Linked DNA regions of Homo sapiens: region 2 is linked to region 1. A link is a loop called in an ENCODE intact Hi-C map of the cell type or tissue named here. Cell type or tissue: mammary epithelial cell. All regions are shown on one strand. Links, peaks and the distances in the headings refer to the core of each region. The heading gives the core; the rest is flanking DNA.

What was found. Peaks named below come from ENCODE experiments on the same cell type or tissue, not always from the same donor. Only the 100,000 strongest peaks of a DNase experiment are listed, where the experiment ranks them.
Region 2: a loop joins it to region 1, with 17 times the contacts of the local background. A loop is called at or near these places in 8 of 110 quality-filtered maps.

The regions. Positions count from the first base shown.
Region 1 is chr5:19,603,626-19,613,125 of GRCh38, reverse strand. It overlaps CDH18 (cadherin 18), which reads left to right. Exons shown (of 13, transcript NM_004934.5): 6 at 525-692. Among named protein-coding and RNA genes, the nearest start is that of CDH18, 380 kb to the left of the region's middle. In mammary epithelial cell, for the core only: a CTCF peak has its summit at 4,495; no DNase peak of the experiment used is centred there.
Region 2 is chr5:18,767,131-18,776,630 of GRCh38, reverse strand. No RefSeq gene overlaps it. Among named protein-coding and RNA genes, the nearest start is that of LINC02100, 26 kb to the right of the region's middle. In mammary epithelial cell, for the core only: a CTCF peak has its summit at 3,984; a DNase peak (open chromatin) is centred at 3,950; H3K27ac peaks cover 379 bases.

The DNA.
Region 1 (9,500 bases), core at 2,144-7,143:
TCGCCCAGGCTGGAGTGCAGTGGCGTGATCTCCGCTCACTGCAACCTCCGTCTTCTGGGTTCAAGCGATTCTCCTGCCTAGCCTCATGAGTAGCTGGGATTACAGGCATGCGCCACCACGCCCAGCCAATTTTTTTTTTTTTAATTTTTAGTAGAGACGGGGTTTCACCATACTGGTCAAGCTGGTCTCAAACTCCTGACCTTGTGATCCACCCGCCTTGGCCTCCCAAAGTGCTGGGATTACAGGCGTGAGCCACCGCATCCGGCCGAGGGACCATCTACTTTAAGGAATGCAGAGAGATAGACATCTTAATTTACTTAATAGGATGTTTGGGGCATGGGATAAGTAAATTTTTCAAAGAGACAGTATTCATGCATTGGTAAGATATTGTTTTTCTCAGACGTGTGACTTTATCCCAAAAATATGCTATTTTAAAAGACATTTCTTAAAATATGTATGTGTATGTTTGTTGATACTTGCTTATTATATAGCTCATACTGTTTATTAAAATATATCTATTACAGGAGTTATTAGAACGGCCTTACATAACATGGACAGAGAAGCCAGAGAACATTACTCCGTAGTCATTCAAGCCAAAGACATGGCTGGGCAAGTTGGAGGGCTTTCAGGATCTACAACAGTCAACATCACCTTAACCGATGTCAATGACAACCCACCACGCTTTCCTCAAAGTACGTATTTGTTTTCCATGATTTGAATTTATCATTATCTCTTTATGTAAAGTAAAATGAAATACTTGAACAGTGTTATGTTACTGTTTTCTTAAGTGGAATTGTTCTGTTTTTGTACTATATGATCACCCTTCTTCATGTAAGACTCATGAAATCACTCCAGCTATTGTCTTCTGAACCTAGGAAATAATTGGGAATGTGTTCAGAGTTGGAGTTTCATTTGGCATCAAGTTAAATATTAAAAATGATGTGGTGGTACTAAAAAATGGCATCTTGCCTTTGGCGAAGTATCTGTATATTCTTAAAGTATTCATGGAGATGTTGAAAAGGTATTTTGATGTGAACATTCTTTTCATGCAACATTATTCCATACATTCTGTGACTGAATTTTTTAAAAAAATTCTTCATGTTATGAATAAATGCTGTATACAAATGCATGCATGTATGCACACACACACACACACACACACACACACACACACACGCATCATCCAAAAGCAAGTTGAAGTTAATATGATAAGATGAGGTCTCAGAGTAAAATATAAGACTTGAAAACAGAAAGCATAATTCAGTAGGCAATTTTGGGGGGAGAGGAGAAATATGAATCCTGTGGGTTTGGAGGGAGATGGTGTTTATGACATGTTCTGAATGTAAAGGATATAATTATAATATATTTGAGTTTTTAAAAATGGAAGATACTATAGATAACATTTTATACGACAGTCACTAATAATCACAAATATCCTACAGAGGAGTTGTCTCTTATGTTCCTCTTACAAATGATGTCTAAAAACTGTCATAAATTAGATCCTTTGGTACGTCATACAGGCTCTTCTCAAATCAGCGCGAAATGCCTTTCTCAACTTTATCTCTTGTCTCTTAATAGCATTTGCAGTACACCTCAGGCCTAGACACTGTGGAATACTGCCTCCTCCTAAAATATAATAACACTTTGTACGTCCTTACTTCAACTAAAATTTTTCCTTATTCACGGCCCTTTGTTAAAATCCCTGCTACAAGTTTCTCTGAAGTTCCTGTTGCAGAATTAGAACAGTTTTGCAATTAATTCCTGTTGCAGAATTACTCACTCTTTTTTCCCTCTTGCACAGCACTTTTGCATGCTTGTTCGTGTTATACTAATTTTCCCTCTTGCACAGCACTTTTGCATGCTTGTTCATGTTATACTAATTTCTGCAGGTACATAGATCCCCTTGCACAGCACTTTTGCGTGCTTGTTCATGTTATACTAATTTCTGCAGGTACATAGATCCCCTTCCACTTATGAGATCCTCTAGGAAGACGCTTAATTGTTTTGCGAACTTAGGTGTTCAGCCCAGTGAGGGCCCAGCATTTGATAAATGATTCTTAGTGAGTAAATTAGTTGAATTTAAATACTCTGTCAAACCATCATTATTAAAAGATTATTATTAAATACATGCAAATCATAGTCATAGTTAAATAAAAATCATTTTAAAATGTTGATGCCAGAGATAAGATAATGTTACCTGGTGCATTCATGTGGCGTTTGCTCTATGAAGAAAGTATATATCATAGGTAAGTCCATATTTTATTGAGCCATAAAATATAATTAAATTTTAAACCATTTTGCAGATTAGGATGAACTTTTGTATCAATGTTATCACTTAGTTCAACAATGTGCATATACATGAGGTAAATGTTATTATTTCATAGATTGGTACAATTGAAGTTGAAGATAAAGATAATAAGCGATAATTCAGACTCAACAGAATATACTCTTTATTATAATTTAGGATACCAACTTGCCTATCTTGTTTTCAAATAGATTCTACCACCACTATTTTAAAGATGTACATTCATATTGTAGCCTTAATAGACAGAAAACTCAGGTTGTAAATCATAGGATTCAGTAAATGCTAGTTTGTAGTAAATATAGCATCTCCCACTCTCTCTTTTTCTCCATTTCTTCCTAAAATAATTATTAAAATTACAGGTTTATTAAGATTGACTTTGCAGATGTACAGAAAATTTTAATTGTGATGGATATAAGGAATATTATTCATATAGATGAATATAGATATATAATAAAGAGATATTTGTTCCTAATTTTATTATGTTGATCAATAATAGTGTCATTGTTGAAGCATCAGTGTACAGTGAAAATAATCACTTTACCTGACAAAACAGAATAAGTGTATACTCTCTGAGTTAACTCATTGTGTCTAATGAATTCTATGTTTCTTCAGTCAGTAACATTCTGGCAGAATGACTGACAGATGTAAATCCTGCTGCATTTCAAGGTGTTCTTAGAGTTTTGAAAAGGAGGCACTACACAATCAGAAGTTTACACTTGGGGTTTCTTAAAAGATACTTTATTTCGCACTCCATTTGAACAAAACAATTCTGCTTTTGCAACAGTTTGGTGTCACCATGACAAAAGTAGCTTGTAGTAAAGTGCTCTTTAATTTATCCATAAATTGCAGCTTATTAAACAGCTATGTACCTAGTGGGGAAGTATTGTAAACTGCTTGGAGAAAAGAAATAATATAAGGACTTGTATTCACAAAATACCATGACATGCGCAAGTCTATACACAGCTCAAATTCTATAAAGTTCATATCCTGTCATCAAATGGATCCAGTAGTTGAATTGTTTCTCTTAATGTGAGGTTTTTACAGTTGCCCTTTCTACTTCTTTCTCTCATCACCTGTCTGAGACAGTTATATTTCTTACAATTGACACTTGAATAAACATCCCTAACTACAAATTTTGCAAAAATATTCTCTCAAAGTGTTTTTTCCTCCATGCTTAATCTACCATGCTTGAGAAAGTGAGTAGGCTAGTTATATTGCATGGTAATTAGTTATCCCTTTATCTTGAAGTAAATAGGCTTTGAGTAAGTGTTAGAGAGGTAGTAAATTAGAGCTAGTAATTTGCTTTACAATGTCTCTACTCTAGAGAGTTACAAACTCAGTAGCTTAGGATACAAGTCAGATAAATGTCTTGGAGGAAACAGGCTGCTTGTCAGTATCAGGAATGTGAAAAAGGAGCATAGAGACTGGATAATGCATGCCCAACTACAAGGGTAGCTACTATTTAATTCAAATTGATGCCTACCTCTGGGCTACATGGTGTTGGAAAAGGAGCCACTCAAACAAAACAAAGCAAAACAAAAGGACTCATAGTGAAAGAAAACAAATCAGCCCATCTATGGCTTGAAATTCTACTCAAAGTACACAAACGATGTGTACTTCTCCTTCTAGAGAAAATCATCCATCTAAAGATATAAAATTCCCTAGTGTGTGTTCTTTCATTAAAGGTAATCTATTTTATTCTGCCATTTCCTATTCTAGTTTTTAAAAACTTTATTCTGGGTTATGGTTGTTGCATAACTTATTCTTGGATAGGTTAAAAAGTCACTGACATTTATTTATTCTGCACAAACCATATGCATATAAAATTCAATACCTTACATGAAAGTTTACAAAACAAACCTTCTATATCCTAAATGGAAGGAATTATATTGTTGTATTGAGGATTGCTCTTGTAAGATAAGTCATCTAGTAACAGAAAGAAGCATAACACATGCCAAATAATCACAATGAATCAACCTTTAGGGCTTGATCCTCCAATATTACATTGCACCAACTGCAGCCACAAGTGAGCTTCAGTTTTTGGAAATTTGCTATCATTATGTTAGCTTAATCTAACATAACTTTCTCCAGAACTTAAATGATAGTAAATTGCCAAGAACGTAAACTCACTTGTGACTGCAGTTGGTTTAGTGCCATGTAATATTGGAGGATCAAGCTCTAAAAATTCAATAGATGGCAGTATTTCCCATAAAGTTAGTAAACATCACAATTGTTTAACTGGTTTGGGTAATTTCTAAAGTTAATGAGAAAGAAAATATTGCTGAAGATATTGGCATTGATTTTTTTTGGGGGGGGAGCTGTTGTTTTTATTATTTTCATTGTTATGGGTACAAATATGAATTTATATAATATTTTCATCATTAAAATTTTGTTTGAAACAAATTAAAAGAAAAAGAAAACAAAGCTTCTCCCTTGACCCATCAAAATATGCAGGATTTTTTTTAATTATCAAAGAATTGAGGTCTTTCTAGTGTCTTTTGAAAATGATATCTGGGTCATTTTATTATAGTTGTAGGCATATATTTTGAAACGTTTTGAGCATTTCTTTAAAATGACAGTATATATTTGATTTTGATAACTGTTCCTACTCACTTTGAAATAAGATAAATTCTGCAGCTGCATGTTTAGTATTCTACATATGTAAATTTCATTCAAGTTTATTCCTTGTACCATTCCAATTTTCTATATCCTTATAGAATTTTTGCTCGTCTGTTATTGAGAGAGATGTTAAAGTCTTCCAAGATGATACTAGATGTTTCCATTTCTCTTTTTTCCTCTGTTTAATTTTTCTTAGATGCAGTTTTAAACCATGCTATTGGATGCACACAGATCGAAGGCTTTGATATCTTTCTCTTGATTAAAATTGTTTTATTGTGAAATATATGTCTATAGTTCTAATAATACTCCATACCTTAAAGTCTAATTTGTCTCCTATAGCTATTCCAGAGGTTTCTTTTTTTTCTTCATTTCTTTTTGGTTATGGTTTGTGTGGTATAATGTTTTCTATAATTGTACTTTCAAACTTTATTGTTCTTAATTTTTTATTCTTAATTTATAAATGTTTCTTGTGACCACTTAGCTAATATTTTTGTTGTTGTTTAGTTTAAAATGACATTATAATTTCTCTTGCTTTTGTTGATTTACTACACTTATAAGTATCTTAATTACTGATATAGTTTCATTTAGGTATATCATTTGCTATTTGGCTAATCTTTTCTTCTCCTTTTTTCCCCTCTCTCATATTCTTTGAATTATTTAATTTCATTCATTTTGTCCTCCATTCACTTTTTAAAAATTTTACATTTTTATACTTTTTTCTATTTAAAAAATACTGTAGATATTATTATTTATTTCACTCTACCTTAAATTATAATTTCATTGCTTGAAAATAGAATGACTTTAAAACTGTTTAATGTCATTAACCCTTTGTTGTTGTTTTTTCTATTTTTGTCATCTTATATATTCAGTCCTATATGAAATTGTCATTGTTGCTGTTGTGTTAAATAGCAAATCATTATTTTTTAAGACAGTAATAATTTACCCTTCCTGGTACTATTTATTTCTCCTTGAATTTCTGTGTTTCCTTCTAGAATTATTGTTTTCTAAAGGGAATTGTAAATTTCTTAAAATATTATTTTCCCATTTTTAGTGACAGAAAACTGCCAATGAATTTTCTCAGCTTTTCTATATAAATTTACAATTTTGCCTTTATTTGCAGAAGGTATTTCCAATCAGAATAGAATTTTAGTTTGAAGGATTTTCTCCATTTCAATAATTATTAATATAATTTGCTGTTTACCATTTTGTTCATTGAAAAATCAACTGTAGAATTCCTTTACTGTACAATAGTTTACTGTAGTTTATTGGACCTTTCTTCTATTAAGATATTCTTTGTTATATTTTGTTTTCAAAAATTTAACCTACAATGCACCTAGGTATTTACTTTTTAAAAATCTGACTAATGGTTGTAAAGATTTTTTAAGCTATCTTTTATTAGTTTTGAGAAACTCTTGGTTAGAATTTTTTCAAGTATTTCTTCGACCTCATTTTCTCACTTCTTTTCTATTAGTTCTACAAAGTATGTCAGCTAGGTCTTTCAGTTATATAACATTCATCTATTACTGTCTTTGCTGTATAATAATTATTATTCTACAGTCTTCTACAGTCTTCTTTAACCTGGATATTTTATATTAACCTATATTCTAGTACACCAATCCTTTCTTCTGCTGTTTGTTCAGCAATTAAACCCATCTATTAAATATATTAAGTACACACTTCAGCATTGACATTTTTGTTCTAAAATTTTTATTTGGTTTAGTAGATAAAGATTATTGGTATCTGTTGAAATTCCCCACCCTTTTCTTTATTTAAACATATTAACCATAAACATATTAACCATACTTATTTCAAAACTTTTTGTAGAATTCTAATATCATAATCATGCCTGGGTCATTTTTTACATTTTTTCCTTCTTAGTTTTAGCCAATGCTCATTTTTAATCATGACTTTGAATTACTGATTGAACATTACATAAAGGAGTTGCAGAGGTTCATGATTGTGCAATCTTTCAAAGAGGGGCAAGTTATTTCTTGCAGACATATACAGTGTGGATTACTTAAATCAGTTGGATTCTGTTAGCACTAGCTTATTTTATTGCTCTCCTTACTTCCGGGAAGTAGCTCTTATTCCTGGAATCCGGATCTTTCTTTACTTACTCTCCACTGGTCTCAAGTGTTTACCAATTTCTGACTCTCCAGTAACTCATGGCTGCTGAAATCTCTGCCTAGCGCCTTTGCCTTCCAGATGCACTTTCTGTTGGTTTCTCAGAGCCTCTACAAGTGTCAAAGTAGTGGATGTGTCTACAATTACCACAAGAAAAATTGCATTTGTTTTTTTCCTCACTTACCTGAGGTTTCTTCTTCTCTGTGCTTTTGTCCTCAATTTCTCAGCCCCTGTGCCAGCTCTGAACTCCAACCTGTCTCCAAAAGCTACACAATTTTTGCTTGGACTCTTTCAACCAGCACTACATATTTTTAAATACCCTCAGTATATGTGCATATAAAATTTGTTTTGTTATGGTTTCTTTCTCTCAAGAATCATACTCCATCCTGAGTTCCCTACATTAATTGCCTTCAATGCCTTAAAACAGTCATTTTCTATATACTATGCATCTTTTAGAGTTGTTTTATATGACAGAGTTAGATATACCCCTCCATCATATCCAGATTTGAAAGATCATTCCACTTAAGTTTAAATAGAAAGATTATGGAAGATAATTAGATGTATTCTCTATCAATTTGTATTCTATGTGGCTAAATTGAAAGGATGAACTCTAAAATAAAGATGAAATTATTAAATTAACTTTAAATGAGTAATATTATTATTTTATTTTCATTTAGCCTTCATAGAAACACAATATTTTTATCTTACATCATGATATTTAGTTTATAAAGATAATTGAAAATTATTATGTATTTATTATAATAAGACACATACACCTGTAGATCATATTCTTTCTAACAAAGTAACAGCTATAAATAAATAATAGTATTACATTCTTCTGATTTTAGAATTGAATATTTTGAAATTATATGGAGCTCTCTGTTTAGAAACGTACTAGTCATGACATTTCAATTGTATTACGGTTTGTTTTTAATCTATGTGGTTGTGTACTATAATAAAGTTACAGAATAATTCCTTTTCCTTTACATAATATTTTGTTTAGGTAGGTATGTTTATGGTAATAAGCATATATTTCTTGGAAATAATTTGATTCTTATAGTTAGGCATTACAAATCAATTTGCACACCTTCAAAGAATACTTAAAAAGTGGACTGAATTTCAATTAAAATTTCTAATAGTCTTTCTTCAAGCATTTATGTGTTATTTATGATTAAGAGTGAGAGAAAACAAAGAAAGTGTTCCACTATAATACTTGAGAGAAAAAAAAAACTTTCTATAGAATAATCAGCTTTCCTATAGTGCATGTTGACACATAGAAACAGAATGTATTGGGTTAAACGATTTTAAAGATATTTCTTAGAACAGTAAAGATTCTGATAGAGGAAAATTGCCCTTTTTATTTATGGCATTCAAATGGCAGTAGTACTTAAATTTACTTTATTTATGTTTTAAAAAACATTGCACGTAGAGCCAACCACAATGCTTAATAATCAATATTCAGCTTAAGTCTCTTAAATGCAGGAAAATCTCAGAATACTTTGTGTGTGTGTGTGTGTGTGTGTGTGTGTGTGTGTGTGTGTGTGTGTTTTAATTTGAAATTAGCATTCTCAGCATAAACTGTATTTGCATAAACATTTAAAGTGGAGATTATAAAAACTGTCTGGTTAATTTTATCAGGAAAGACAGGCAAACTCTGTAAGTCAGACATCATAGTTTCTAACCTCTCACATGTCAGTCAGTTTTCCCTGAGAAGCATCTCACTTTCTCAAGTAAATACTATAAAATAGTAAATAGTTCTAACAAATGTAATGATTAAATTTATTACAGCTTTTGTAAGATAGGGCCTTGGGGTAATCATAGGGAATGACTTATTCAAGTAAATGACAAAATTACTGTAGTAAAGACACAAGGTCTTTTAAAAAGCAACTAGAATCAGTGCTGTCCTGGAGGAAAAGAAAGTATATTAAAAGGGACAAGCCTCAGTGAGACAAATGCCCTTTTATTATTCCCACCATGTCTTCCTTCCTTAAGTGTATTTTCCATAATCAGTAGTATATTATGATGCAGTCTAAGAAATTATGTGAAAAGATCACATGTGGCATACAAAACTATGGTGCATCCAGATACAAAGCTGTTACACAGTGAGATCTGTATTCCTAAGCTGTGAAAAATTATGTAGTCTTAAAACCAGAATAAATTATTCTAGTACTACTTGAAGAAATTAAAAAGTAAAAAAAATTCTAATGAGTTAGAACATAATTTATATATATTTTATTTATGTATTTATAATTTATATATTTATATATATTTTATTGATACTATAAACAATTTGGTGCCTAAAATTGAAAAATGCACATTGCCCTACCTCATATCTCAGAAAATCTAAGCCTCACACACTGAAAATCCAAGCAAAACTAGCATTTTGAAGATAATTATATATTTTGGTAGTAATATCACTTTTTGTGATTTTGGTCAGATTTTCATCATAAAT
Region 2 (9,500 bases), core at 1,641-6,640, 840 kb after region 1:
AGGAACATCTAAGCCTAGGAAGTCGAGGCTGCAGTGAGCTGTGGTCATGCCACTGCACTTCAGTCTGTGCAACCAGAGTAAGACCCTGTCCAGAAAAAAAAGTGTGTTGGAGAAAGGAATATAATCCTTAGCAGAAAGTTTAACAAACTGTTAATCCTCAAAGCTGATGTGCTTTGAGGATTTGAAATAGTTGATGTACTATTTACACTTATATATTTGTAATTACTGAAGATCTTTCCCCAGCCTGTATTAGATATGTTACACTGCATTTCGATAACCAACTTCTCACACCTCTCACAGCTCTTTCTCAAATACACGTCTGAGTAGCCACATGCAATGGGTTAAAGGCCTAGGTGGGAATGTGGTAGGTAGTAATAAAATTAGGAACAGAGATCTTCTACTTAAGGAAATCAGAAAATTTTGGGACAAAGATATAAGCAAGACTCTCACACCTCTAGCTAAGCCAACTTCTCACACCTCTAGTATTAACTTTGCCATTATATCATTGAAATCTGTAGTGTTTCAGATGTCTACTAGATAGTAAGCAATCAGAACATAGATTATATTTTATTCCTCTGAACTAAAAAATTATACGGGAAATTTCTGCTGGATAGGTGGAATATTAATAAAACCTTGTGGTATAAAAATATTTGGCAATTTGAAGGATAAAATGTCTAGTAAAACTAATGCAAATTAAGCAAGGAGATATATTTGCAAAGTTAAAGAAGTATTTTTTAGAGTATTGCTATGATTTGAATCTTTATGTCCCCTTAAAATTCATGCGTTACAATTCTAATACCCAAGGTTATGGTATCAGGAGATGAGAATTTTGGAAGATGATTAGGTCATGAGAAGAGAATCCTTATGAACGGGGATTAGTGGGCTTATAAAAGACACCCTAGAATAATCCCTCACTCCTTTCCCTATGTAAAGACTCAGAAGACGGCATTATCTGTGCACTAGAAAGTAGGCCCTCACCCGACAGAGAATCTGCTGGTGCCTTAATCTTGGACTTTCCAGTCTCAAAAACTGTGAGAAATACATTTCTGTTGCTTCCATGCCACTCAGTCTATAATGTTTTGTTACAGTAGCCAAAACAGAATGAAACAGGTATGCTGAGCAGAATGGGTTTTATTCAATTTCCAATGAGATACCATTGGGTAATCAGAAGTGTATCATTTTAAGTTTTACATTTTTATTTTATCTTTTAGAGACAGTGTTTTACTTTGTAGCACAGGTTGGAGTTCAGTGACAAAATCCTAGCTCACTGCAGCCTCAAACTCCTGGATTCAAGTGATCCTCCCTCCTCAGCCTCTCTAATAGACAGGACTACAGGAGTGAGCCACCATGCCCAGCTAATTTTTTTTTTAAATTTTGTAGAGACCGGGTCTTGTCCAGTCTTGTATCAAATTCCTGGCCTTAAGCGATGCCTCTGCTTCCGCCTCCCAAGTGTAATAATTATAGGCATGAGCCACTGCTCATGCCTATAATTTTTAAGGAAACATTTTCAGAATTGTATAGAAAATGAAAATGAGTATGTACCAAAATGGAAGTTTAACTCCTCTTAGCATGTTGATATAGTCTCTATTGGAAAGATGCTTTTGGCATGAATTAGCATGATGGCAGAATAGACAAACAGAAAGGGACAAATTAATGCTAAATTTTGATGTCGTAATTGACATAACTAATACATTGAATATAGTTTTAAATAGAAAAGAGAAATCAAGTTAACCATTGTAACTCATTAAGTATTTAAGCAAAACGATAATATTCCTGAAACAGAGACTAGGAAGGTGCAGGTTTGGAAAATTTTTTTTAAAGTTTATATTTTGTTTAAAATGTAAATTCAAGAAAACGGAGTGCCATCAGAAGAGGGTCATCTGTTTATTTGGCAGGACTGGAATAAAACCCTTAAGTTTATTATATTTGAATGTTTGTTTCTTACATTTATAAAACCAAAAATATGATTATTTTAACTCTCAAGATTGAATAAACTTAATAATAGTATCTTTTATAAACCCAATTTAAGATAGAGCAACTTCTGTGCCAGAAAGTTAATTGGGGGAGCGTTGATATTAAATACAACTGCCAACAAGACTAAATACAGACTTCGTCTGGTCAGCATATTTTCTCCCTAGAGAGAAAACTAAATGAGAAGCCAAATTATAATTCACAGATTTTGTGACAAACAAGGAATCAAGGGATAATGAAAATGTAATCAGACCAAAATAGGGATATGAGTGCCTCTTGCGCTTCATAGATTTAGTTCTTGAGTAAATCAAAAGAAAAAAGATGGGTAAGAAGAAAAACCATAAAGTAAGGATGGCTGTTACTAGATTTTTTAAAATTAAGAATATTATATATTGTTATAGTTGTTTTGTCCCTGATAAACCAAAAGAAATGTTATGTTTTCTATCAGCCATTCATCATGTTATGAAACAAAAATTAAAAACAAATTATTGCCTATGTCTTTTATTCGTTATAATAAGCATCAGAGCCTGTTTTACATATCCTGCAATCTAAAAGATGTGTGGGTTTCTTTTCACAGTCACATAACAATTATACTTGATCTGATTGTATGTGAATAATAGAGGCTTCTCTCTTTGAGTAGAAACTGATTAATTTGTTCAAAATACAAGGACAACATTGAACAGTATTTTTGAAAACCTAATCATTGCATAAAATTTCTTTTTAGTAATGAAACCTATTTTTTTCTCAGACAGAATGTTATGTAAACAGAAGCCCAAAAATCCATATGAACATTCAGAAAAAGACTACAGAGAATAAAAATAGTAATTACTGTAATACTAGTTCTAACAGAAGGGGCTCAGATACTTAAAAGCAAAGTGAAGAAGCTATGATAAGAACTTATTTATGCCTGAAATTATAATAGTTACATATATCTCCTCTCCTTTGGTCATTTGCTGTTTTATTTTTTTGTCGTTGTCTTTTCTTCAAAGGGTGTTTATATTATTAGTTTTAGATAAAACAGTGCTCTTGAATAACGTTGGTCCCACATTTATCATACGAATTCATACTGTTTTTCATTACTTGCTAATTATCTCATGTGCATTAGTCAGCCTTCTCTAATTAAATCATAATATTATTGAGAATAGGAAATAAAGCTAGTACTTGTTTTTTAATCACTTCAGTAGCCAGCATCCTAGAATTTCAGTGCAGAAATCCTATAACAGCTTGTTAATCTCTCAGTCAATGTATATTTATGAATAAATATTCTGAGAATATTACTTAATGGGAATATCTGATATTCTGGTTTTATGCTCGTTTGACTCTAATCCCCTTTATAGAGTTACTTTTTGAAAAAAAAGATTGGTCCATACTTTATTATAAAATCTTTCCTAGTTATATTTTAATTTTAGCAATCCTAATTGAAACATAAAAGTTTTACCCATCATAATTACCATGTATATGGTAGGTGATATATTTTAAGGGATATAAGATCCTTTTTTTGTCTTTTAAAAACCCAAAATATGTGTATGTTTTTGTATTGCTGTTCTTATTTATATCTATCCACATCAAAACATAAGATACACATTAGCAATTTAAAATCTAATTAAGATAATATTTTAAAATATCAGATTAGAAAATAAACAACCTTCCCCATCTCACATTAAGACGATTATCTTGTGTTTCACTCATTATGCATGTCATTATGTTTTACCTTATTTAGTTTCAGTCTATGACCAGTGGACTGAACACAAATTTTAACAGTCATTCTTTAAACAATCAAGGTAGATAAGTAACTTTAATTTACAAATGAAGACTGAAATTAGTTTAATAATTTTTCAAAGGAAAAAGTGAGTGGGGAGCGGTGCAACATATTAACTTGGTAAACGCAAAGAATTTGTTTTTATAGGACTCGGAACATTCATCTTCAGCCTTACCCATAAATGACTCATGATTGCTACCTCATGAAAGAAAAAGAAAGTTGGTTTTACGTGCAGCTGCTCCTCCTGCTGCTGAAAGGCTTGGATTGCCAGCCCTAGTGAAGTCCAGGTATGTATTTTTCACTTTGTCACTTCTCTATACAACTTTCAAAGGCATTACAGGAAGTTTTGTCTCTCCACACCCACTATATTGCTATTCTGTAATGCTGTAACAAATTTACCACAAATTTAGCAACTTAAAACAACACTTATTTAATGTCCTACAATTTTGTGTGTCAGAGTTTGGTGTCAGTCATTTGAAGTTCTTATCTGGGGACTCTAGGGAGAATCTACTTCCAGTCTCATTCAGGGTGTTGGCCAAATTCATTTTCATGCAGTTTTAGCACTGGGGTCTATATTTCCTTGCTGACCACTGCAAGAGGATTATTCTTCTAAAGACTGTTTGTATCCTCTGGATAGCTCACATTTAAGACTATCTCGATTGCTCCTTAATTCTCCATATGCTTTTTATATTTCTGGTTGACTCTTCTGTTTTCCTTTTCTGCTTTTACCAGCCCCTGTGATTTCTCTGAGCTCACCTGAATAAGCCAGCATAGTCTGCCTATTTTAATGTTATCTAATTTTAAATGTTAATTTATCTTTTCATCTTCAATGCCCCTTTACAGTAGTGCTTGCAGTAGTGTTTCAATGAATAAACCCTAGTCAAGAATCTTGTGACATCTTTTGAATTAAGCCTACCACACACACACACAAAATTGATATTTAAACCTAAATGTCCTGATATGCCTGCTATTATTTCTTGTTTTAAATATGAGAAATATGCCTCAAAATTTACCTACTTTATATTCTCACCCAATTGATAAATATCTATTTTGAACTAAATAAAGTACTAACCTATTGGAGAATCAAGTCATACAAGTCCATTGGTGGAAATCAAGAAGACTGAACTTATGTACTAGACCCAGCTACTATCAGCTGGATTGAACCCCCCATGTTCTTTTCTTCTGAACTCTGTGTCCCATGACATCACATTAATAGCTGAAAATCAGCCTTGGTAGAAGTAGTTATACCGTGGGGATTAGCAAACTGTACTGCAAGTTGCAATAGATTATGCTATGATGGAGATTTGTGAAGGTAAAGGGATAACCTAACTCGGGTCGAGGAAAAGGTAGAGGCCAGATAATATTTCTTTGTGAAAGCAACACAATAGACATCTTGAAGTCTCAAGCGTTTTTTAGTACTTTGGAACATTAAATGTTTCCATTTGGTGATTATATCAGACAGACCAGAAATGCATGTCTTAACTTGCACACGTTGGCTTCAGTGAGCTTGAGCAATTGAGTTAATCTATTTAGGCTTCAGTGTCCAAAACTGTGGGGCTTGTTTGTTTGTTTATTTTAACATTCAATAAATACATACCAACCACTTCCATGTATCACGTGATATGCTAGACCTGAGAATAATGTGGTAAGAAATAAATATTTTTATTAAACCAAAATGTGCTTAATATACATTCTACAGATTTGAAACTTAATAAGCAAACGTAAGTTAGTGATAATGATTTTGTGTTTCAGGACCTTTTTAACAATTTAAAGAAGCTTAAGAAAACTTTCTTGAGAACACTTATATGAAGATATGTAACAATTTATATAGAGTTTTAAGAAATTAATCAGGCATTTTATGCCCATTCATTGACTTTCTTTGTATCCATGCAACTCTGTTAAAATTTTAGAATTTTAGGAGAAAGTGGAAATAAGTAGCTCTTTATTTTCAAAGACATAGTAGAAAAAAACACTAAGGAATATAGTCACAACACAATGTGGTTTGATGTGACTGAGCAATAGGCTATAAATATAGAACAAATACAATATAAGCAACAATAGGTGAATCAAATTAAGACCATGGATGGCATTGTGTATTTATGTAGAGAATTTAGTGTTTTAAGTTCACTTTTGGGTTTGGATTTTATAAATTGTTTTCTGTCTTCTGTGTAGCATTATAAGAGAGATTTTCCTTTCATTTTGGAGGAAATCTGTTTTAAGAAGGCTTGGGAAATGGTATAAGAGTCTCTAAGCCTTTGGGGGAAAGGTTCCCTTTTTTCCATTACAGTTATTTCCTTTGGGTTGATATTTCCCTACTTCTTCATTCTACACAAGCAATAAGTTCTAAAGAGAGCTTCATGTAACATTAGAACTATTTTAACTGAGAATCTTCAAAATATTTAAGCAAAGCATTTTAACTGGCTTGCAGCTTCCTAACTCTTAAATAATTTTTTCATAAAACAGCCAGAGGTTTCATTGCTTTTAATGAGCATGAGGCAGAAAAACTTAAACTTCATTTTGGAATTGTGTTTGAAACTCTAAATGGAAATGCGGAATAGATTAACTTTTTTTAATGATAAAAGCAAAACCAAGAATTTATCCTTAGGCAAATTAATAGCCAAATAAATTTCTTATTTTCAGTTTCTACAGGACAATTATTTTTAAAACCTAATATTGTTCCATTAAAGTGGGCAAAGTTAATATTCTCCAAGTAGATCTAATATTCAAAAAAAAAGTCCATTTCAAAAGTACATTTTGATTTGCATTTTGATTTTAAGTAACAATGAGTTTGTTTTCAAATAAAAACCAAAGTAACTCTAATATAATAACATATATTTTTCATTCATTTATATGTTTGCTCTCCATCTCTACTTTGATAAATATGCTAGTCTTATGAGCACATAGCCATTATTTTTTCATTTGTATATTAGTTTATAGCTTTAATCATTATCTCATGGCAATAAACATTTAAAACAAATTACTATTATGAATGTGAAAATTTTAAATAAATAAACTGAGAAAATCTTAAAATTTGACTTTCTGTGAATAAAAATAAACATTGTGAGGCTCTTCACTGTAGTCTCATGGCATATTTAAAAGAAAATGTTTTATGGCATTTAAGCTATTTTCATTCCAAATTCCTACTCACATTATTATAAAAATTCCATTTATATATTTGAATGATGTAATAGAGAAGATAAAGCATAATCTTTGTTTTAAAATAATGATTAAAACCTGAGTAAGTATTTGGTATGGTTTAGATATTTAACCCCTCAACACCTCATGTTGGGTTTTGATCCCCAGTGTTGGAGATGGGACCTAATGTTTGGATCATGGGAGCAGGTCCCTTATGAAGGCTTGGTGCTGATCTCAAGATAATGAGTGAGTTCTTGCTCTATTAGTTCCCATGAGAGCTGATTGTTAAAACGAGCCTGGCACATTCCTTCTCTTTCTCTTGCTATCTTCCTCTCACCATGTGATCGCTGCACACACCTACTCCCCTTCACCTTCTGCCATCAGCAGAAGCAGCCTGAGTACCTCACCAGAAGCAGATGCTGATGCCATGCTTTTCATACAGCCTGCAGAACTGCAAGTCAAATAAATCTCTTTTCTTTATAAATTACCCAGTCTCAGGTGTTCCTTTATAGCAAAACAAGTGGACTAAGTCAGTATCATATATATGTATAACACACACACACACATATTTTGCTATTATATATAATATATAATGTTTCTATTTTTATATGTAATAACAAAAGTATACAGAATATATCATTTTAAAAATCGAAGTATGATTAACAAGTTCTTTCAATATACATTTTTCAAATTAGGGGTGGAGAGCCACTATATTATTGAGTGCTGAAGAGGTTGGGATAAACAAGCTAAAACCAAGCCATCCTAATGGCCATATAAACTTCACACACCTTTTTGAAGAGTTACAACCTTAGATTCAATATTGTTATGAGAAATTAAAATTAAAGTCTAATCCCGTTTATATAATTCAAAGACACTGAAAAATCCATGCAGCTTTGAGATGATGCTATAATAGGATGGGACTCTTGAACGCCTTGGGAGGTGGATGTATTTTGTCAATGGGAAAGGCATGAAGCACAGGGGTCAAGCTTGCTGAGGATGCTTTGTTGAAATTTCTTGAGTACATTCCCTCCATCTTTAGATCTGTGAAATTATAAAGTCAAATTTACTGCCTCTATCCTACATACGACGTAGAAGGAAATGCATACCTGTTACAGAAATGTTTGTTCAAAAATGGGGAAATGGAAACCAGAAAGGGGTCACTGGAAATTCTGAAATCTAACTCAGAAAATATTGTGCATTCCTTGATTAAATCGCAGCCTGGGAATGTCTTTTCTTCCTTGCAGTTTCCCAAATTGATCCGAAGACTTAGCGCAATTCTAGTCATAATCTCAGCAAACTGTTTCTTCCATGAATTGACAAGTTGATTCTAAAATGTGTTAAATATATAGAAATAGACTCATAATTACAAAATGATCTTTTAAAAGCAGTACAAATATGGAGGGCTTACAATATATGTTTAAGACATTATAAAAACAGAGCGAAATTTGAGTAAGGATAGATAGATTAGTGGAACAAAGCAGAGAATCCTAGAATAGAACTATAATTACATGGTTAAGTGATTCACACACACACACACACACACACACACACACACACACACACACACACACACCAAAGAACAGTCCTTCTTTGTTCAAGATGCACCTTCAACAAAGCTCCTGAATCAAATAGAAATCCAATGGATAGCTTTAGACCGACAGACCTAAAAAATTATTACTGTATGTACCCTGATTAACTTACTCTGAAAACATACCCCAGCAAAATAGGGGAATAAGCAGAAAACAAAACATAGAATTTCCCAAGTATGAATCCAACGGAAGAGAGGCAATGGAGAATCCAGGAGTATCAAATGTATCAAAACTTGCTGAAAATAAAGAGTCCTGATTCAATTAAGGTAAGAGAAGGCTTCCTGAAAGCTGCCTCATGAAAAAAGATAAAAATTATATTTAGCCATTTAGAATGCAAGATTAAGTGGAGATGTACAAATGCACTGGAGGGGCAGAAAGATTAATCATAGATTTTGAATACATCAAAGAAAATAAAAATATGAGACAAATATCAACTCTAGAAAAAAATGGAAATAATTATGTAAAGGAAATATAACTGTATCACTTAACTAAAAAAATTGCTATTACATGTTTATGTTGATTAAAATGCAGTTTAGACAGATATGTATTATTATAAAATATCAAATTTGTATTAGAAAATAAGCTCTGAGTTCTAAATAATTATGATCCTGGGGGAAGAACTCATCTGTGCCATTAAATCCATAAGTTTCTATATTCTTTATGTTTTTTTTTGTTCCTTCATTGTGCCTCTGACTCTACGGCATCATTTTATCTATTACATTTGCTTGAAATGATTGATGACACTCTCAAACAGATCTACAAAACTATCAGCAATCCCACAGTGTGTCTTTGACTTCCCCTTTCCCACTGCCTGCAAAATCATACTAATTTTTCTCTATTTTCCTCAAATACTATCAGAATTCCTACTTTCACCACCACCATCGAACACATACTCACTCTTAACAGGTATTTTAGAGAAAGCCAGTAACTTAATATTTTAATGGTTTTACATTCAAAATATAAATTTAAAACCAATTGATTTTGAAAACTATCATCACTTTTGTTATTACAAAGCACCTGTTTCTTATGTACCTTAAAAATGAATT